2 separate regions of the Homo sapiens genome follow, and region 1 is linked to region 2. A link is an interaction called in ENCODE POLR2A ChIA-PET data of the cell type or tissue named here. Cell type or tissue: Caco-2. All regions are shown on one strand. Each heading gives the region's core, and the rest is flanking DNA. Links, peaks and the distances in the headings are about the cores only. Region 1 has its middle 10 kb from the start of PCK1. Region 2 overlaps RAE1 (ribonucleic acid export 1).

Region 1 (5,373 bases), core at 81-5,080, 200 kb before region 2:
GTGAGATGGAGGAAATTGGACAGATCAGAATTTAATTCTGCCATGCTGATTTATTGTGCTTCTGCCCGAGGAAAACAGAAAATGAGTAACTCCACTTTCTCTCTCCCTCTCTCTTTAAGACTGACTTCGCAGCAGCGTCCTCCTGTCCCCTTTGCCTGCAGCCTGTTGAAAAAAATAAAAAAGAAAAAGGCAATCCGGCATGCTTGGCTGAGCCCCCACCCCTCCTGCCCACAGTTCCCTCCAACTTGATGTTCAATTTCCCTGGGTCGAGAAGAAGCAGTCTGATGATCCGAGTTAATTCAAAATGTAAATTTCATCTCCTATCGGCTAATGGCTCTGAGCTCCACTTTACATAACAGGGGAGCAGCTGCTGAGTGAGTCACCGGCCCCCCGGCTCCCCGGTCTCCGTCCTTAATGGTGATGAACCCTCGTTGAGGCTTCAAACAGACAGCCACAGCCTCCGCACCCATGGAGGCCAGACCTGAGTTCTATTAACCAGGGGAACTATGGGGCAGGGGACTAATGCCAACCCCAAGGGCTAGGCTCAGCCCAGGAGGCTCCAACTGGGCTAGACTGGTCTCCCAGGGCCAGTCTTGGGCGGCCCAGGCTCATGTGTCCGCTCACCTAGATTTGAGAGCCTTGGCCTTGGCAGAGAATTTCACGAGCTCTTCCAGCTTCCACTGGGTGCAAGGAGCTATCTTCACCCGTCCCTGAAAAATAGCCTTGAACCCTCCAGAGGTTGGCAACTGGCATGGCAGACAAGGTCTTCCAGATGCTGGCTTCCCTGGGATGAGGGTCCTCATGCTGCCCTCTGGGCCATAGAACAGGTACCCTCTCATCTCCCTGGGAGAAGCCAGGAGCTTCTCTTAAAGATAGATCGATATCTTGAGGTCTGAGCTAAACCCCTCACACATGCCCCTAAAGACAAACAACCAGCAGCAGGTTGGGGATTTCTAGCTGACTTTTGAGGCCTATGGATGAACCAGGCTTTGGGCCAGAATGGAGGGGACCTGGGGTTATACCTATGAGTCTGAGCCTTGTGTTCCCCACTGTCCTTTCCCAGATCAACTCAGAAGCAGGTGGGGATAGATGGTGTCATCAAGTGGGGCAATAGGGGATCCCGGTAGTGGGATTTCAGGCACACTGCTGAGCTACAGTGAACTACTTGGGGAGGAATCATTCTCATCGTGTCTCATGAAGTCAGCCGCGCTCTCTGCCTTGTCACTCTCCCCACGCCTGGACCTGGGCTCACTAAATCCTAATTCTAAGGGTCCCACCGAAGAACCATGTGACTCCAACCTCATGGCAGGGAAGGCTTCCAGGGACCAAGGCAGAGTGCTCATTGTACAGCTGGGGAAACAGGCTCAGAGATGAAGGGACTGTCTTCAGGCCACACCAGAAGCTTAGCGTTGTAGTGAATACTTCCATTCCAGAGATTTCTGCTGCTAGGGAGAGGGGAGAAGGAAATAGGACCCCTCCTGCCATATTGGAGCCTCTGGGTCCAGGGCCCCTGCCCTGTGTCTAGACCCTCCCCTATGCAGTGACACGAGCCAAACCCTCCCTGCAGCTGTCTAAGCAGTTTGTGTGGGTTTCCTGATGGGCTGAGAGGCTGGGGTGGGGTTCTTGGTCTCCTGACTCAATGCCAGTGGGGTCAGCCTAGAAGTTGAGGCTCCTGGTGGCTCCCACTCTCCCACCTGCTAGCCAAGTAACTTTTGCAGGTCTTTGCCCCCTGTGGCCTCAGTTTCACATCCAGTTGCTGGTGACATGACATAATTTTATGGTACTTGTGGTAGTTTTAGGAGGATCATTGGCCTGGCATTAAATGACGTTGAATCCATAAGGAGAAAGTCCATCCTTTTTCCATTTTTTTTTTACTCCTCCAGATTCAAAGGACAGAGTCTCAGTGGGGTGCACACACCTCTTCCTTCCTCAGCTCTCTTTTCAACATGGTGAATGCAGGCCTCTAACTCAGAATCTTTGGTATATTTTGTCTTGGTTATATTATTCTTCTACTTACAACTTTATGGAGCTGTAACTTACATATCATAAAACCCACCCATTTCTGGCCGGGCACGGTGGCTTACGCCTGTAATCCCAGCACTTTGGGAGGCTGAGACGGGCAGATCACGAGGTCAGGAGATTGAGACCATCCTGGCTAACATGGTGAAACCCCGTCTCTACTAAAAATACAAAAAATTAGCCGGGTGTGGTGGCGGGCGCCTGTAGTCCCAGCTACTCGGGAGGCTGAGGCAGGAGAATGGCGTGAACCCGGGAGGCGGAGCTTGCAGTGAGCCGAGATCGCACCACTGCACTCCAGCCTGGGAGACAGAGTGAGAATCCGTCCCAACAACAAAACAAACAAACAAACAAACAAACAAAAAAAACCCTAGCCATTTCAAATGCATAATTTAATGCTTTTTCATATACTCACAGGATTCTGGAAACTCTACTACAATCTAACTTTGGAATATTTTCATTACCCCCCACAAAACACCCTGCAGCTGTCGGGGGTCAGGGGTCAGCAGTCCCTCCCCACTGCTTCCTCCCCTGACCCCCGGCAACTCCTAAACTACTTTCTGTCTCTACAGGCTTCCCTATTCCAGACGCTTCATATCAACGGACTCATGCAATACAGGGGTCTTGTGTGGCCAGTTTCTTTCACTTCGCATTGTGTTTCTGTGGTTACCTTAGCAAGGAACACTGGTTTTGGATTCAGTTGGGATCTGATGTCTTTTTAAGCAAATCTCTTTCAATCTACTAATATTTTTCCACTTCAGTGAATGAATCGTTGGCTCAAGTTACCAGCTGTCCGTGGAGCGTGGAATGTGTGTTGGGCATTTGGAAGATAGCCCTAATCCTCAGGGAGGATCCGCGAGGCCCCACACCAGTGGTCCTCTGATTCTGGGACCTTTCCACACCCTCCTCTCTCCCACAGACAACCTCTCCCCAAGTTCCTTTCTTCGTTCTCCCTGTGAAGAGACAGGGGCCAGAGAAAAGTCTCTGCAAACAGTCTCTCTATTGAAAAAGCTCTGAAGGGCAGCTGCAGGCTGGGCCCTCCTCTGCAGGCATTCTGTCCGGAAGTAGCATCAACAACGAGTTTAATTATGCAATTAGAGTAATTTTCCCAGGCTGAACAAATATTTACAGCATATTTTGCTGCAAATTGCCTCGCCTGGAGAGGAGTTTTGCCATTCAGACTGGTGAACATTCACATTTACATATCCCTTTACCAAGGGGCTCACAGACGAAACAGCTCTGAGGCGGCCCAGGCTGTGTAGGCCCAGCACCCCCAGGAATAAGTGTCCAGTGCAAAGACGCAAGCAGGTGTCAACAAGGCATATGTGTTCCTGGTCCCACTACGGTGCTACTGTGGACCAAATGACGTCCGCCGCTCCTCTGTGGCATCCCTAAATCCCGGCTCTGCAGCATCAGAGAAACCTCTGAGCTCTATCGTGGAGCTAAGAGAGGGCCCAGATTGTAGAGAGAATATGGTGCGTGGAAACAGTTCTGTAACAATCAGTCCCGCATCGATCCGGTGCCGGCCACTCTTCCTGGAATCTGCCCAGTGGTCCCGGGAGCGGGGCCTTCACAAGTGCCTGTGTTTTGAACCCCTCTCAAAGGTCCACGCTATGCTGAGCTTCCTGTGTGAGGAGGAGCAGAAAATCTCCAGACAAAACTTCAGGAAAGCAGAAACAAGTTTATCTGCTTGAGAACCCATCTGAAATTCATCTCTGTCTCAAGCCCCCATTTCATCCCGTGGAAGAAACTTTACCTTAGATCACTGGGGTAAAGTCAGTTCATTCAGGGTTTTCTCAATTTGGGGGCACCCCCTGCCTCTGCCAAGCTCCCCTTTTTGCAGCAAAGTTCTGTAGCCTGAATGATGTGGTGAAAATATGAATGAGGCAACTCAGTTCTCCCAATCAAACAACCCAGGACCCAGCTGCTACTGTTACCATTGTATGGTATTTTTAAAGTTTTTTTTTCTAAGCATAAATGTACAAATACTCGATACCCTTTCATTATCTACCTTCACAGGTGAAGCCGGTGGCAAATATTGCATGTCAATAACTTATCTTTTGCAGAGTCATTTTAAATGGCTGCCTAGTTGTCTGTTCTCAAAAGGACTACAATTTCTTTTAAGTAATCTCCTATTGTTGGGCATTTAGGTTGGTTCCTAATTTTTGGCCATGATAAACAACTCCATAATGAGCATCCTTGCAACTAAATCTGTGCAGACTTTCATGATTTTTCCCTTAGGACACATTTCTTAAATATAGAATTCCTGGACCCAAACTCTGAGTCTTCTGCTAAAATGTTTGAGAAGGGTGAAGGTGGCTCCCTACAGGGATGGGCTCGCCATACGAAGAGAAAAAAATGCTTCTGATATTCCTGATTGACTTCGCTCTTCAGCTCCTTTTCCTGAAATGCACAGTGAAAGTAGGAGTTGTGGAGGCTGCACAGAGGACAGATTTCGACTCCAGAGCCACAGCCGGTCATCAGTGGGACAGCCGGCTTGGTGGGGAGCGACCTCCCATACCCCGGAGAGGTGGAGTGAAATAAAAATGAGAACAACCGCCCCCACCAGGCCCAGCTGTGTGCCAAGTCCCTGGCTGGCATCATCTCATTGGAGCTTTTCAACAACCCCCTGAAGAAAGTAATCATCACTCCCATTTTACAGTTGAGGAACCTGAGGCTCAGCATTTCGTGCAATCACCTAAGGGCATACTTCCAGGGAGATGTAGGGCCTCGGCTCACACGCAGACCCTCCTGACTGCAGATTCGGCACTGCGCTGGGCTAGTTTATTTCATCCTTATCGAACTCCACCAGAGGTAATATGACCCCAGTGGCACAGAGGAGACAGAAGAAGACCCCACTGGCCAGCGGCAGAGCTCTGCTGTGTTCAAGGTTGTCAGTGTTTACTGCCCCCAGGGAAGGAAAAAGGGCAGGAGGGAGGAAGCAGGTGGCCAGCTCTTTCCCATAGATGAATTCATCGCTGCAATTGCTAAAGGTGAGGACAAAGCAAAAGCTGCTCCCCTGGCTCGGTGCCCTCTGGCAGGGCTGCAGGTCAAGGGAGCTCAACAGGGCCCATGACCTGCGGTCTTACAGCCAAAACCGTGCACTCTGGAAGGTGCATGCTGTTGGCATCCAGAGGGCCGAGTGAGCAGCCCGGGGGTGTCCAGGTTAGGGTGGGTCCCCAGGGAGAGGGAGAGAAGAGAAAGAGCCCTGTAACTCCTGACTCCCAAGTGTGCCCCGGCCCCACCTAGCCACCCCGCCTGCCTACCTGTCAGTGCCCCCTAAGTGACTCGACTGGGAATAAGGGCAGGTTTGTTGTCCTGGTTCAACATTTGCTGTGTAACTATTGTTTTCTGGTC
Region 2 (5,346 bases), core at 347-5,346:
TGAAATCTCAACTCAAAACCCCACGCTGATGCTGGGCAGGACGCATGTTCCTGAGGTTACGGGGTGGGCAAGGGGAGAAAAGGACAAAGGAAGCTCGGGAAGCAATCTGCAAAAGACTTTATTACAAAATACAGCACGGGGCTCACAGACGCTTTTCCAATATTCTCTAACACGTACACTGAAGCGCTGCAAAATCCCTGGCGGTGCCCGCAATCTAACGTCTACAATAACCTCAACCCCCTTAGTTACAGAAAAACTCTGCAACAGGCAGTGGAATGGAGAGACGGCAAGTCGCCGCGGACGCCTGGGCTCTCAGCTGCTGAACAATGACATCGTTTTCTCCAGGGGTTGAAATCCATGTCCATGGCTGACAACCCAACAAGGCTGGGACCCAAATTCGTACAGAGATGAGGCAGAGTGGAGAGAAACAACTCTGGCTGAGCCAGAGTCTCCAGCCACTACTTCTTATTCCTGGGCTTTAGCTCTTCGGCTGCATTACGCAGGAAAATGTAATTTTTTTTCTGGGGATTATAAAATTCATGTCCCTAAAGAGAGCAAAAAACACCAATGATCTTATTATTCAAAAGAAAGTTAGCATTTGTAGGTGCTTTTTCTAGGTGAAGTCCTGTGCTACAATACTGGAAACATATAATCTCTCAGAGAAATAAAACAACAAAGATAAAGTCAAATGCGAAGCAGAACTTCAGTCCTCAGAGAAAGGCCTAAGGATGTGGTTGGTACCAGTGTGTCATCAATGTCCTACTGAGAGAGTCTGTGAGTAGGAACCTGTGAGTTCCTTTTCAACACTGAGCCCCCTTTTAACACCCCAGGACTTTAACGCCAGGATAACTGCCTTGGGTCCCTTGGTCAGAATTAGTTCTGACCTGAGAATGCTTCACAGAAAGGAGGACATCTGACCTGCGGGGTATCATGGGGATGAAGGAGGACACCCCGCCCCACATGGAAGGAGCAACAGACACGGAGCACAGCAGAGGCATGAACGGTGGTGAGTGAGCCAGAGGCGTGTGCGGAGGTGTGCACGTCTGCCCGGGCCCACACCGGAGGGGATGCAGGGCTATACAGCATCGAAAGACCCCCGAAATCAGGATGAGGCCAGACTACAGGGCTGTGAATGGCAGAGGGAGGCCTTTGAACGTTATTCCCCAGGGAAAAGGAGGCTGTAGGCAGGTCAGTGATGTGATCACATTTAAGTTTTAAGAAGAGAGGTGAGTGGGGTGGGCCAGGCAGATGATCCGGAAGAAAGACAGCAGGCAGGAGCCGCAGGTGGGCCAAAGGACTGGAAGAGGGAGGTGGGGCATGGCGCTGGGTGCACTCTGTCACCTGTACTCTGATGACACATTTTTATTCTCTTCCCAACAGGCATGCCAAGAAAGCTCTAGAAGTTTTGCTCAACAGTGACCACTAATTCTCATAATATACAAAGTGTAGTTTTTCTGAACAGTAACTCAAGCAGCAAGCTAATAACATCAATCATATGTGATCATGACTTTGCACTGGAGATAACTGTCCTTGAACTAAGAACAATGAAAAACCCCTGAAGCAAATTTCTCTTTTAAACTAAAAAGATGCTAATTTATGTAACCCCCACAATAAGCTGACATTAACTGCTTAAATGAATGAGATTTTACTTCAATTTTTAAACAGCACTCAAAGCAATTACCTTTCTCACTGCTTTCAATTTACTACATTTTTTAACGCGTATAACGTATAGAGTCCCGCGTCATTTAAGTTAAAATGCAGAATTTTGATGCAGCTGCTGGGATGAGTATGCAAAGAGGAGATTCAATGAAGAGCCCGATGTGGGAGCTGAGGCCTCGGGCTCCACGCACGCCACAGCCTGTCCACCCCCAGCCAGGCAGAACCAAAAAAGTACACTCTTGTCACAAAACTGAGTGCATGGCTTACACAGGTGAATGGATAAACAAATGGCACACCCCACCCGGGAATACTACCCAGCACTGAAAAGTAACGGACAAGTGATTCACTCAACAGCATGGGTGAATTTCAAAATCCTTATGCTGAGGGAAAGAAGCTGGGGCGAGGGGAAAATGTAGCGTAGGGCTCCACTTATATAAAATTCTAGAAAATTCAGACTAGTCCATAATGCCAGAAAACAGATCCATGGTTTTGTGTGTGCGTAAGGGAAGATTACAGTAATATACACAAAAACCTTTCGGGGAGATGACTATGGTGATAGTTTCATGGGTATTTACAGATGTTGAAACTGATCAAATTGTACACTTTAAACAATGACTGTATTTCAATTGTACCTCAATAAAGTTGCTTTAAAAAAAGAACACAGCTTCATGGCTCACACAGCAAACCCTCAAACAGGGAAACACAGAAGCAGCAGCAGGCCTGGAGGGGTCAGAGGGATGGAAGGCAATCAGCTGGACTTCTGTGTCTAAGTTCGGGGCCTCAGGGAGACTCAGGTGCAGCCACGCTCCTGAGACTGGGAAATACTAAAGGTGGAGCGGGCAGGGCCCGAACCAAGGGACGTCTCCAGTCACTGGCTTGTGTGGCAGCAGGTGTCTTGGGAATGCAAAGCGCTGTTTAGAGCCCTGTGGTGGCCCCCCAGGCTGAGATAGCGGGGGGCCAGCAAGGCAAGAGGGGCAGGAGACAGGAGCTGGCAGGAGGACAGGAACCACAGCCCAAAGCAGAATAAACCAGGACATGGCCAAGAAGCAGGGAGGAGAGCTGTATGGAACAGGAAGGGACGGGTGAGTGACCGGCACAGACAGAAAGGAAGCTTCTGGACTGGATGAGGAGGACGTGGCCACAGGGACTCTGAGTACAGCTGCAAGAGGCCAGAAAGTACCTGGCAGTGGACTGAGGAGGGGCCAGAGCACAGGGAACCAAGAGGGTAGGTGCTGACACCACTCTCTCGATAGCCTTAATATACATGGAAATGGTTCCTCGAGCCTTCCATGCTTAGACAGAGGGGAGGAGCTGGTGGACGGGGACAGAAGACAGTGGGAGAAGGCCCAGAAAAGAGCCATGAGGGTGGAAGGAGACGGGGTCAGCGCAGGCAGACATGAGGTGAGCGGGAAAGACACTGCAGGCCACTGGAAGCCCCTCCTATGTGAAGCAGGTGACCTCCCCATCGGAAGCCAGGGCAGGGTAGGGAAAAGTCTAGAAGGCTGTTGTGGGCAAAGGGCAGAGTGGGGTGGGAGGAGAATGATGAAAACCACAAATACAATGATGACAACCTCTCCAGAAGAGCTGAGCAGTGGAGAAACACGCAGGCTGGTTGAAAGCCAACACACTTCCCATGGGGTTGGGCAGAGTACCCGAGTCTACACATTTCACCATCATGCCCAAAGGCCTCAAAAATGCAGCCCCACTCCTGCCAGCTCCTAACTCCCCCTGCCCAAACCACCAGCCAACCAAGCAACCAACAGCACCCAGGCGAAAGCTCCATGACCCGCCCTGCCACCCCCTTCATAAAGTGCAGCCCCCGGCTTGCCTGTGCTTCTGTGCCCAGGAACAGAGCAGCCCGTAATGGCTCACACTGGCCGAGCACTTCCTGTGTGCTGGGTTCTGGCCAAAGGCTGTACTGAATCCCCACAACCATTTGAGGAAGTCCTGCAATTTCCCCTTACAGGGAGGGGACGGTGACCTGCCCAAGGACACACGTGAGTCCTGAGAAGAGTCACAACTCAGGCCTAGGCCTTCTGAACCCAGAGCCTGGCTCTGCTGCCTTGGAGCACCCAGAGCAGGCCCGGGAGTTCTCACCTTTGACCAGTCGTAGCTGGAAGCGTATGCAAATATGTTTCCATTGTGATTGAAACAGCAAGCTGAGATGGGCTGATCTAACTGTTCCGAAGTTTTTAGTTTTGTTCTGGCATCTTTGTCCCAGAAGCTGAATCTACCATCAGATCCCACAGTTGCAAGGGTGCCATGAACAGGATGGAACGCGATTCCATTTACCTGCAAGGATTGACATGCACAATGAGAAGCCAGGCAGAGGGGCGCAGAGAAGGTTCCACCCACGCACACTTCCTGCTTGAGTTAGGAAACAAAGCGCACAGGTACATTTCCTTCCAGCTGCTGCCCGCTGATAGCAAGAGAAACTATCCAGGCTTCCTCCATCAAATGCCAGCCCAGAACCCAATCTTGCCTCCTGTGAGGGCTGCACACCAGAGAAAGTGAGCATGTGGACAGCAAGAAACAAGGAGCAGACCTCAGGAAAATGTTTCTTTTGAGCAAACAGATTTCTCAGTCTGAGCTGTGGGTGTGAACTGTCTACCAGCGCTCCTGAGGGAGGGAGAAGACTCTCGGCAAAACATCCTAAGCTTATGTTCAGAAACAAATACACAACACTGCTAGTTAGGCGGCACGTTAACACAGAAAACAAGGCCAAGTGCGGTGGCTCACGCCTGTAATCCCAGCACTTTGGGAGGCCGAGGCGGGCAAATCACAAGGTCAGGAGTTCGAGACCAGCCTGGCCAATATGGTGAAACGCCGTCTCTACTAAAAATACAAAAATTAGCTGGGCGCCTGTAGTCCCAACTACTTGGGAGGCTGAGGCAGGAGAATCGCTTGAACCCAGGAGGCGGAGGTTGCAGTGAGGTGATATCACGCCACTGCACTCCAGCCTGGGCGACAGAGCGACTCCGTCTCAAAAACAACAACAAAAATCCACAGAAACCTGAAGCCTACAGCATAAGCCACTTATCTCCGGACATGAACACACAAGCTCTTCAGTGATGAGTCTTTTCTGATCCCACAATTCCTCAGCCACCTCCAAGTCTGGTTTCCAGATGTATTACCACGGTTAAAGTGTCTAAAAACGTACCGCATAAATGTCCTGAGGAGCTGAAGTGTTGGTTCCATTAGATCGATGACATTTAAAGGTGAAGTTATCTTTGGCGCTGAAAGACAAAGGTTCATGTAAGTCTTCCTTTGTTAAAAAAAGTCCAGTGAAATCTGCAAGCTGACAGAGTCACACTTACGGGTTCGGGGGGTTGATATAGTGAATAGCAACTCTCCCCTCGATACTTCCCAGGGCAAAACCAGTAGGCTTGTTCTGTTTGTCTTTAAAAATAGCCACACACCGATGCTACAGTTAAAATAAAAAAGAGACATAATCACAGCATAATATAAGATTTCATGACTAACGTGAAGGTAAGTCATTTTTACCCCATGTTTAGGTTTTAGAAGAACCAGAAAAAATCACTCAAATATGATACAGCAGTAAGCATTGCTTTCTAACTCCTTAGTAACTCCATCTAAGCAGTGAGTTTATGACCCAACTGCACACCCTGTGCTCCTCCCCCGCCCCCGCTGCTCGCTCTCCCTCTGCCACCCTGCAAGGCCGCGTTC

Evidence for each region. Peaks named below come from ENCODE experiments on the same cell type or tissue, not always from the same donor. Only the 100,000 strongest peaks of a DNase experiment are listed, where the experiment ranks them.
Region 1: POLR2A ChIA-PET joins it to region 2 with 6 read pairs; 2 of 35 experiments call an interaction of 5 or more read pairs at or near these places.

The regions. Positions count from the first base shown.
Region 1 is chr20:57,568,377-57,573,749 of GRCh38, reverse strand. No RefSeq gene overlaps it. Among named protein-coding and RNA genes, the nearest start is that of PCK1, 10 kb to the right of the region's middle. RefSeq lists an enhancer at 4,563-5,063. In Caco-2, for the core only: no CTCF peak of the experiment used is centred there; no DNase peak of the experiment used is centred there.
Region 2 is chr20:57,373,212-57,378,557 of GRCh38, reverse strand. It overlaps RAE1 (ribonucleic acid export 1), which reads right to left. Exons shown (of 12, transcript NM_003610.4): 9 at 4,977-5,083; 10 at 4,820-4,895; 11 at 3,757-3,951; 12 at 1-545. The coding sequence ends at 459. It overlaps LOC124904938 (a long non-coding RNA gene), which reads left to right. Exons shown (of 2, transcript XR_007067671.1): 1 at 1-1,006; 2 at 1,381-2,318. Among named protein-coding and RNA genes, the nearest start is that of RBM38, 16 kb to the left of the region's middle. RefSeq lists an enhancer at 3,081-4,078. In Caco-2, for the core only: no CTCF peak of the experiment used is centred there; DNase peaks (open chromatin) are centred at 2,821 and 3,553.